Regions from separate parts of the Homo sapiens genome. Here region 2 is linked to region 1. A link is an interaction called in ENCODE POLR2A ChIA-PET data of the cell type or tissue named here. Cell type or tissue: MCF 10A. All regions are shown on one strand. Each heading gives the region's core, and the rest is flanking DNA. Links, peaks and the distances in the headings are about the cores only. Region 1 overlaps PREP (prolyl endopeptidase). Region 2 overlaps LIN28B (lin-28 RNA binding posttranscriptional regulator B).

Region 1 (5,384 bases), core at 120-5,119:
TAAACCTGAAGGTACTGGCACTTAATATATTTTATCGATACTTTCTGTTTATAGATCCATCTAGGTTAGCCCATTGCATATTCACAGCATAATGTGAATCCCTATAATCTAATGATGCTTTGTGTCCCATCTGATTTGGCTCAGAGGATAAGAACAAGGAAGGTGGGGTTTGAAGAAAACATCCTAGACTCATAAACCAGAGTTGGTCAGGTGATCGCTAGGAAATAAATTTCAAAGTTTAAGGGTGAAAAAAGAGAACTGAACTGTGGAAGTCCCTTAAGGCCAGAGAAGGTATCTGGACTTGAGAAGGAGGCAGGGAGATCAGTTGGTATGTTCCCAGTGTAATCTGAAATAAATGTAAGGAGAAGTAGGAGTAGTCAGGAGAAAGACAGACAACTCTAGGAGAACCTACCAAAACAAGAATCAGGGGATCCGAAAAGTCACGTATGTAAAAAGGCGGCAAACTTTGTAACCCATGGAGATTTTGTTTTAACTGATTTTAGGTTGGGTTTTAACATTATTCAAAGAAAAAAACAAAAACAAGTCTCAAAAAGTTTTGCCTTTCCCTGATATCCGTGAAAGGTTTTTCTATGATTTCTCACCCCTGACTCCCAGAGCCATGCATATGGGACTGCTCTACTGGATTATTACAACACGCAGGTCTGGAGCTCACCCTAGGCAACTCTCCAAGGTTCCACAAGTACAGAGTTCACCGGTTCAACCACTAAGTGGTTTGAACCACAGAGAATAAGTGCACTGTGCTCTAAGCTGCTATGGCTGCCTGTTTTTTTCCAAATGTGACTCAAGGTGCCAAAGTAAGTCATAAATGGCTTGGGCTCAAGATGTGTTTTCACCATGTACCTCCAAGGAAAACAAAGTCAGCTGGTGTGCACCTGCCAGAGTTATCAAATGTCTGCAGCAGGAAGCTGGAGCTGCAGTTATTTGTGACCCTGGGGCTTTACATATAATTGAGTACCTCTGCTCTTTACTGTAGTAGTGAACAGCTAGCCTTCAGACACCAGTGCAAGACTACTTGTGAGCCTATGTGTATATACCCACACTGACAATCCATGCTTTCATGAGATCTAATCTAATTATCTGATGGCTGTTTTTGCATTTGGTCTCACAAGATCTGAATCCGGAAGCCCCATTCTCTGGTTTTAGAAATCAAATTGCATTCGGCAGAGAAAAGAGAAAAATGGAGGCAAAACTAGTAAAAGGAGACAGACAAAGCTTGGTCAGAAAATTAAAGCTTGGTCAGAAAATGCCTGGCAGTACAGAACGAGGAACACACTTCTCTTTTCAAATTTCACAGCCACAGTCACGGGTAATATTTCATTGTTTGGCACAGAACCCAGCATTTTACACTTGGACAATAAGCCCTTTCTTCCCCAGGTAATGATGAGCTTGTTCCTGACATAAATGGTCACATGCGGTCACTGAAGGAGGTTTACAGGCCTTTGGGGACTCCAGCTTTTTTTAAGAGCAGGTGAGTCACCCTCACTGCCCTCCTCATTGCCCTTTATCCATTTAAACTATTTAAGATACGAAATTTTCCAAAGTAAAACTTCTGTACCCAGTGTAAATTTGAGGAAATTAACTGTGGGCCCTGCAGCAGTGGGCTAAGAATGGCTATCTAGAAGAAATGATTTTCCTCATCTGTCCACTGGCTGCTGCTGTACTCCAGGTTCTAGGGGGAAGAGGGAATGGGGGGAGGTGCAGGACACCCTGAAGTCGAATTCTCGAACGGTCACTTCCTGGCTTCTGGCCCTTGCATGGTTTCCACATTCTTGTGGGTGCTTTTCCTAGCTTCTCTTGATCCGCTGCAAGGTGCTTGGGAAAGTAAAGCCTGGCTAGGTTTTCAAGGTATACTATCAGACCTATTTACAGAACATCATTCTTTTGGTTTTAATAACCCTGACAGCAACCTACCACCACTATAAGATTCCTTATGGATTGCCTGCTCTGTGACTCAGAGGCTCAAAATAACAGTGATGAGACATCACTGTCAACTGGCCAAATCCCAAGAGGAGGACAGGGCCACTTGAGCACCTGCCTTGCTCTCCCCTAAGACTGCTTTTTTTGTCTAATGACCAAACGACTGCAGCAAAACTGAGTGGGACAAAAAGCACTTTGGAGGAGTTCAACATATGTGCATAAGGAAAGTGCAGACTTTTTTCAGCCAGATTGCTTTTAGGACAGGGTCTGCCTGGTCAACTGCAAACTGCTAACTGAGCCAGACTCCTGGGACAAATCAGTGTGTGTATGGCCATGACGCTACAAAAACAGTGCAGATGGACAGAATGGAGGAAAAAAACAAAACAAAGCAAAATGAATGTGACCAATTTTTTTTTTAAGTTAAAAAGAGAGCTATGTTTACTTTGGGGAAAATTAACCCGTACCATGAAATGTAAAACCACAACTTAACAAGTGTTTCCCTTTCCTACTAGAACCAAATAACACCCATGTTTTCATGATGTAAGACTATACTTTTAGAATTACATTTTATTTCAGTTTAACAACAGCAGAATTGATTCTCAGCTTATTCCAGAAAACATTTTTTGTCAGATGTAGCTAAAGATTTTACATTTTGTATCTGCACTGTGTTCTCATGCATATAGACCAAAGACTGAATCAAATGTTGTATTCATTGGTACTAATTTTTTTTTTTTTTGAGATGGAGTCTCACTCTGTTGACAGGCTGGAGTGCAGTGGCGCGATCTCGGCTCACTGCAACCTCCACCTCCCGGGTTCAAGTGATTCTCCTGCCTCAGCCTCCTGAGCAGCTGGGACTATAGGCACGCGCCACCATGCCCAGCTAATTTTTGTATTTTCAGTAGAGACGGGTTTCACCATTTGCCCAGGATGGTCTCAATCTCTTGACCTTGTGACCCGCCTCGGCCTCCCAAAGTGCTGGGATTACAGGAGTGAGACACTGTGCCTGGCCCATTGGTACTAATTTTTAATCAATCTAGAACGTTAGCTGTTCCTGCCTCCAGAGGAACAGAGACTTGGAATATAAGATTAATGAGAGTGCCATTTTAGGCGTTTACATTTCCCTTTGTTCTGGGCATCTGTTCTACCGTTTTATTCCCATTAAGTAATTTTGGCTATAATACAGCATATGTGATTTTCAATAACATAGCATTATACTTCCATTTCCCCAAAGAAACCCAAACACCAGTCGGATTTTTAAAGTGAACAGCAACAGTGAAAAAACACTTACCTGGAGATAAAAAGGAAGTAAACTGATAGAAGATTTCAGTGTCCTTCTTCTGACCGCTGTACCCTACAATGCTGCCGACATCGAGCGGGAAGGTCTTAAGGAGAGCACCAGTAGTCAGGTCATGGAGCTGCAGAATGTTCTTGACGTCATGGAGGTAGCATAAGACCAAGAAGTTGGACCTGACACAAGCTATCCATTCTGAAAGGATAAGAAGAGAAAAAACCTAATGCAATTTAAAAAATTAATGAAAACACATTTAATTGAGCAACAGTTCCAGAGCTACACATAGGGCTATGCAGCAATGAGACTTGCAAAGTCACTTTTACATTTTTTTTTTTTTTTGAGACAGGGTCTTGCTGTGTCGCCCAGGCTTGAGTACAGTAGTGCAATCTCAGCTCACTGCAACCTCTACCTCCCAGGTTCAAGGGATTTTCCTGCCTCAGCCTCCCAAGTGGCTGGGATTACAGGTGTGTGCCACCATGCCTGGCTAATTTTTATATTTTTAGTACAGACGGGGTTTCACTATGTAGGCCAAACTGGTCTTGAACTCCTGGCCTCAAGAGATCTGCCCACCTCGGCCTCCCAAAACTGTTAAGATTACAGGCGTGAGCCACCACGCCCAGCCTTATAATTGGTTTTAATCATTTATCTAGTTCTCAACATATTCCTTTAATAAATGACTGTTTTATTTCCCAAGGAAATAAAATACTCTTGGGCCAGGGGCTTTTGATGACCTAGATAATGTGTGGAATAGTAACCCTGCCTTCCTATTTTGTGCCTATTATCATGCTATAGGAGCTATAAGGAGGAAAACAATAAAAGCCAAATCACGGTTCATGTCTGACAGGATTGTTTATTAGATAAAAATGTAATAAGCCCTTGTTATCCACCAGATTCCCTGCAAAGTGCTAGAGAGACAAGTAGTAAGATGAGGTCGATTCTGCTCGTGAGACAAAATCATATAAAAATGCAAGTAATAAACCATAAACAAGGATAAGTGACTGGTGGGTTGAGGATCCAAAACAAATGACAGCCCTAAAGCAAGGGCTGAATTGAGTCTCAAGTGCAGGAGTGTGGAGATGGAGGGGAAATGGGTGCTAGCAAGAAAAGCACAGCATCCTACTGGATGAGGTGCAGGAAGATAGGCCACTCCTGGCATGAAGGCCACAGCCAGGAATGAGGAGAGGGGAAAGGAATAGAAAGGACAGAAGGAAGACTGGTAAAGAGAACAAACGAGAGATCCGTTTTCAAGAGGAAGTGTTGTTCAGTTTGGGGCAGATGGAGATGCTGGTGGTGGCCTGATAGGCCATCCAGTGAGCCAGGTAGAGAGCAGTTTAGTTACCTGTGACTGTGGAGCCACTGTCTGAACACAAGGGCAACATAAAGATGGCATTAATAAAGGATGCACGTGTCTAACAGCTGAATGCAGAACAATGGAAGTCTACGGAGGGGAGAAGAGTAAGAGCACTATTGCAACAAGCCGGGGAGAACACCACATCAAGCGGGAGATAAAGTCTGGGCAGGAAAGAAAACAAATGAAAGGTATTTCCCAAGAAGAATAGCCAGGGCTTGATGCCTGCAGGGATATGGAGAGTAAGGTAGAGAAATGAGTTCTTAACTCCCAGGGCTGCAACTTTCAGTGACAGCGTTCAGTGACAGAGCTGGGAGAGCAGGAGTGAGAGGTGATGAGGAAAGGAGAAAACGAAGGGCAAGCACAGAGGTCTGCCTGAGGTAGGGCCAGGTCACCCAGAGGGAGAGACACCGCAGCAAGTGGAAGTGAGGACAGGGCTGTAGGGGACAGGTCACATGTGCTGAACAGACAAGCCTTTCTTGGGTTTCATGTGGAAGGGGGGGGTTCTTGACACTGCTTATTTTTATAACCCAAGAAACTAGCAGTTCATGTTTTTAGGATGCTAGAATTTACCCACATGAAAAGATGTTGGAAAGAGGGAACTCTGAGGATCACCAGGGGCCTTGATCTTGGGCTGCTGAGATTAGTATGGCAAACTTTGTTTTCTCAAGTGAGGACATAAAGAAGAACTCATACAGCCAAAAGTAATTTGCTCATTCTCCAATGCACTTTCTTAAAAAACCTCAATCAGGCAACATATTTCATGTGGCTTAATGTTTTAAAGAGACCAAAGTATGGGGGAAAAAT
Region 2 (5,384 bases), core at 141-5,140, 360 kb before region 1:
TATTATAAAGGAGAAGTAGTGTGGTATTGTGAGAAAAAAAACCATGGGAATGAGTGTTTGGCTTCGGCTCTGCCAGTTGGTTGGTTTATAACTTTTGGCTGGTCACTTCCAGGGAGCTTCAGTGTTCTTATGGGTAAAATGTGATAAATAATATTTTTCATCTTTATTTTAGAGGGTTATGGTAAGGGTCAATTGAAATAATACACATGAAAATAATTTAAAAACTGTAACAATCTCAGGTTTTAGTTTTTATCTTTTTTTCAAGAGCTATGTTTTTATTAATCATTTTAATTATAAGAGTTTTTCTGGTTTTTGTTTTGAGACAGAGTATTGCTCTTGCTCAGGCTGGAGTGCAGTGGTGGGATCATGGCTCACTGCAACCTCAAACTCCTGACTCAAGCAATTATCCCACCTGAGCCTTCTGAGATGCTGGGATTCTAGGTGTGCATCACCATGCCCGGCTGATTTTTTTTTTTTTTTTTTTTGAGACAGAGTCTCGCTACATTGCCCAGGCTGGAGTGCAGTGGTGCTGTATCGGCTCACTGCAAGCTCCGCCTCCCAGGTTCACGCCATTCTCCTGCCTCAGCCTCCAGAGTAGCTGTGACTACAGGCACTCGCCACCACGCCCGGCTAATTTTTTGTATTTTTAGTAGAGATGGGGTTTCACCGAGTTAGCCAGGATGGTCTCAATCTCCTGACGTTGTGATCCGCCCACTTCGGCCTCCCAAAGTGCTGGGATTACAGGCGTGAGCCACCGCGCCCAACCTCTGGCTGATATTTTTTATTATATTTGTAGAGACGGGGTCTCCCCATGTTGCCCAGGCTGGTCTTGAACTCCTGGGCTCAAGGGATCCTCCCACCTCAGCCTGCCAAAGTTACAGAGATTTACAGGCGTGAATCACCATGCCTGGCCTCACTCTGGTTTTCTTTAGTTTTTTTTTCTACCTGGAAATTAACCTTTATCCTAGTAGTGTCTGTGCTTGTTAATGAGATTAATTCATATGCATTTTACTAATCTTCAATATAATATTAATTTCATTTATCATTATGGTATTTTCTCATGTGCTGTAAACTCACCACTTACTTAAAGGGCATAATTAGGCTTATTGATGTTCATATGTCTTGTCAGAAATTTATTGAATTGGCTGGGCATGGTGGCTCATGCCTGTAATCCCAGCACTTTGGGAGGCTGAGGGGGGTGGATCACTTGAGGTCAGGAATTTGAGACCAGCCTGGCCAACATGGTAAAACCCTGTCTCTCCTAAAAATACAAAAAATTAGACAGGCCTGGTGGCACATGCTTGTAATCCCACCTATTTGGAAGGCTGAGGCAGGAGAATCACTTGAACCCGGGAGGTGGAGGTTGCAGAGAACCGAGATCATGCCATTGCACTCCAGGCGACAAGAGTGAAACTCCCTCTCAAAAAAAAAAAAAAAAAAAAAAAGAAAGAAAGAAATTTATTGAATTTCTGTCCCAACTCAGTTTTTGTATAAACATTTTTAAAATTTTTATTTAATTAATTATTATTATTATTATTATTTAGAAACAGGGTCTTCCTCAGTCACCCAGGCTGGCGTGCAGTGGTGGGATTATAGCTCACTGCAACTTCGAACTCCTGGCTCAAGCAATTATCCAACCTGAGCCTTCTGAGTAGCTGGGACTACAGGCGTGCACCACCATGCCTGGCACATGCCACTGCGCCTGGCTAATTTTTAAAATTTTTTGTAGAGACAGAATCTTGCCTTGTTGACCAGGCTGGTTTAGAACTCCTGGCTTCAGGTAATCCTCCTGCCTCTGCCTCCTTAAGTGCTGGGATTACAGATGTGAGCCACTTTGCTCAGCTTGTATAAACATTTTTGGAAATGTAAATCAACAAGATGGCTTAATGTCATAGAAAAGTATTAACTTTTAAAAAATGATTATAAAAATCGTGGTTCAGTAAAGCCAACTAATTTTTATTGATCATGTACTCAGTGAAACACTGTTGGTTTGGTATTTTCATTTTAGCAAAATTTAAAATAAGTTTTTTCCAGTTAATTCTCATTGTTTGCATATAAGGCATAAAAGCAAAGGATCATTTTTCCTGTGTTGTATTCACTTCCTTTTACGAAGTCTAATTATACAGTCTCTACCAATTTAATTTTGGGATAGCTAAGATAAAAAGCAAATATTAGTTTTAAAATTTTGAGCTAAATGCAATGATTTCTCAGTAGTATTAAAATATGTTTTTCACATTTCATGTGGAGAAACTGTTTTTGCCAGTGCTTAGAATCATTAATTTATTGTGCTATTAGTAATATACTTAATTTCTACCAGCTGCTTTAAATCTTTGTCATAACAGCCCACTTTAAAAAATCAAAACCCACTTAAATTTATTACTTTTGTTAATCTTAAAATTAGACTTTTTAAATCTTGTAAGTTTAATTTGGTAATAACTCTTAAGATTGCTATTTCGTTTTATGGTGTTATAGGATATAAAGACTCCATATAAATTTCAAATTACTTTTACTTTGGCCAAGATTTGTTGGTGATCATTTTCTTCCTTAAGCTTTTGTAAGCAATTTCCTAGGCCATTAGAGATAGTGAATAGAATGTTCCCAGATCCTATAATGCTTAAATTATTTTAACTTAGCTTATTTTTTTTTCTTCCATTCAAATGAATTGTCTTTATCCTTAGTTCAGTCTGTAACAAAAGTCTGGCAACATAGGTTATAGCTATTGCTTTAAATATTTAATAGATCATTAACATATTGTAAAGCTTGGAATGAATTATATCAACTTTTCTTCCTGTGTGATTTAAATAATACATGATTTTGCTTATGATATATAAGCACTGATCCTTCCAAGTTAGTAACACTTTTCAGCAGCTCCTTTAAATAGATTAAATGATATTAGAGACATATACGTAACACAGCTCAGTGTAAGCCATACATTTTTTTTTAAGTGCATCTTTTTCAATTTTCACAAGAAAAAAAGCTCCTTTCAGGGGTTGATTAAACTGTGCGTTAGAAATTTAGTCACATTATTGGCCTCATTTTTTAGCTCTCTAATTAAAAATTTTCGTTGAATACTCAGTCTAAGGACACTTGGATTTGCATGTTTGCCCCTTTCACTGTTTCCTCCCCCATGCCATTGAAGAATTTTGAATGGTGAGGAATTTGTGCCCTTTGGCTCAGGTTGCAGGCCCACTTGATCAAGCCACAGAAGCCAGGGTCAGAACTATTCATTGCTTATCTTTTCCTTGGGCCACTTGTAAAGCCTGCTTTCTGCTCTGGGAAACAAAACAAAACAACAACAACAACAAAAAAAAGCCCCACAAACAACTCTTTATATTGGACATGTATAAAGCCTGCAGTATAAAAATGGGCACAATAGTTGATTCTTTATTGGGACTCTCCATGGGTTAATTTTGTTATCTTTAGAAGTTTTTCATTGCATTGCAGCTTATTTGATGTATATACTTTAAATACATGTTATTTTATATGGTATGGTATCCTGTTGGTAGTGAAAGTGTGGTCATATGATGTTTTTCTCTTAGGTTGAGATTTACCACTTTTGAAATGTAATGATTACTTTTAAGTAAATTGAATTAATTTGAATGAGAGCTATAAAAAGCCCTAAAGTATTTTATTTTGATGTGCTTAATTTCTAGCATTTATGCAGACATTTAAAGCTTCCCTGAATTAATAACAGCACAAGTTTATGAGCTGTTCCAATAATGGTGCAAAGACTACATCTAGACCCAGGTTTAAACAAACACAAAACACTTTGTTCTTATCTTAGCATCCTTTAAAAGTATACAGCTCTGGTTCAGGACCTCAGGACCACCCATCACACTGGACATTGGATACTCCTATTTATTCAAGAGGCTTGTGAAGTATCTGTGTGCCAGTGGGGGATGGTGTGTGTATCTGTATAAGGAATCACAGTTAGGTGATTTTACCTCAGTAAAAGCTTCAATATTGTTTATATACTGAATTTTGTCCCTGAAGAATTTTCTAGTTGTAAAACCTAATTTACACTAAATGCTTGTTAATTTATTTAAGTTCTGGCTGCAGTCTTCGCATTTTTGATGTTTTCAGAAGGCTAAAATGGGCCCCTATTAAGATTAATCTTAATTCAGTATAGTTTTTTGGCTTTCAGGCCCCACCCATTAGCTTTGGATAGCTAATACCAAGCTTTTGTTTCTTCCTGTAGAAAGGAAAGGAAAGAAAACTTTCTCTTTTATTGCTTAAGTCATGTGACTTCCCTTTTAGTTAGTCACAGATGGGATTGCAGTGAATCTCAGAATGAAGCATAAAACTTTGAGAAAATATTTATCGATATGTGTCTTGTTTAATTTCATATGCTTTACCTTACATTACATCCATGCTGTTGTTTTTTAGGAAGCTGAAAAAAATTACTACTAAATAGATTTTTAAAATAATACGGACCTTTTAATCTACCGTGGTAGTTTCTTAGTTACTTATTTTTCTATCAGTTATCTTTTAGCATCATTTGAGGTTTCTAAACTGTAACTTGTTTCTCAGAACTCATAGTGTAGAGAAAGTAGGGGTGGTGGTTGGGAGACATTAGCAAGAAATAATTGCTGGCAGAATAAAAGAAAGAAATACGTTATAGGACTACATGTAAAATACAAGAGGGAATTAATTAGATGTATTTCTTCTTGCTCTTCTGACCCACCTCTTAACAGTTAGCATAGGGTAGCTAGCTGTTTGGAAGAAAATCCTATCCACCTCCTGTGATATTTATATACTTTTTTTAATAAAGTTAAATGAGGATAAGTGTTTGATGCTTATTCCTAATTTGGTGACTTAGTCATGATGCTCTAGTTTATTGTGAACCATTAAATATTTGATCTTTAAAGTTATTTTAATTTGTTCTTAAGCTACTTGTATTCAAATGTTTAAATTCTATTTTAGTGAACAGTATAACTGTGTCCAAATAATAACTAAAATATTTGAAACAATAGTTTCAAAAATAGTACCTTCTCTGCCATTGATTTTTAAAATATGTCATTTATTGGCACATATTTTCGTGCAAATAAGTACTTTTAAAAGACTTTTAAGAATACTGTATAGACCACCCTTGACATAAGTAATTACATTTTAAAATCTAATAGGCATTTTTGTTTAAAATATTTTATTTCAATGAGTATTTATTGTTTACATAAAAAATTCTTCCTTAAATTTTCAGTCTTATAGATCTTAAAAGACAATGATATTTGGTCATATGATCTTCCTATCAGTCCAAGATAACTTTTAAGTTAACTAGATTTATAAATACAATCTTTTGGTCTGCTTTTAGGATGAATAATGAGAGAAACAAAGTCATCTTTTCATTTTTAGTAGTGTTTTGTGGTAAGTTTATTTTACCTTTAAAA

Evidence for each region. ChIA-PET counts read pairs that join two places held together with the same protein. Peaks named below come from ENCODE experiments on the same cell type or tissue, not always from the same donor. Only the 100,000 strongest peaks of a DNase experiment are listed, where the experiment ranks them.
Region 2: POLR2A ChIA-PET joins it to region 1 with 5 read pairs; 2 of 35 experiments call an interaction of 5 or more read pairs at or near these places.

What each region holds. Positions count from the first base shown.
Region 1 is chr6:105,325,603-105,330,986 of GRCh38, forward strand. It overlaps PREP (prolyl endopeptidase), which reads right to left. Exons shown (of 15, transcript NM_002726.5): 9 at 3,227-3,424. Among named protein-coding and RNA genes, the nearest start is that of PREP-AS1, 49 kb to the left of the region's middle. In MCF 10A, for the core only: no CTCF peak of the experiment used is centred there; a DNase peak (open chromatin) is centred at 1,999.
Region 2 is chr6:104,966,155-104,971,538 of GRCh38, forward strand. All of the region lies in intron 2 of LIN28B (lin-28 RNA binding posttranscriptional regulator B), which reads left to right. Among named protein-coding and RNA genes, the nearest start is that of LIN28B, 12 kb to the left of the region's middle. In MCF 10A, for the core only: no CTCF peak of the experiment used is centred there; no DNase peak of the experiment used is centred there.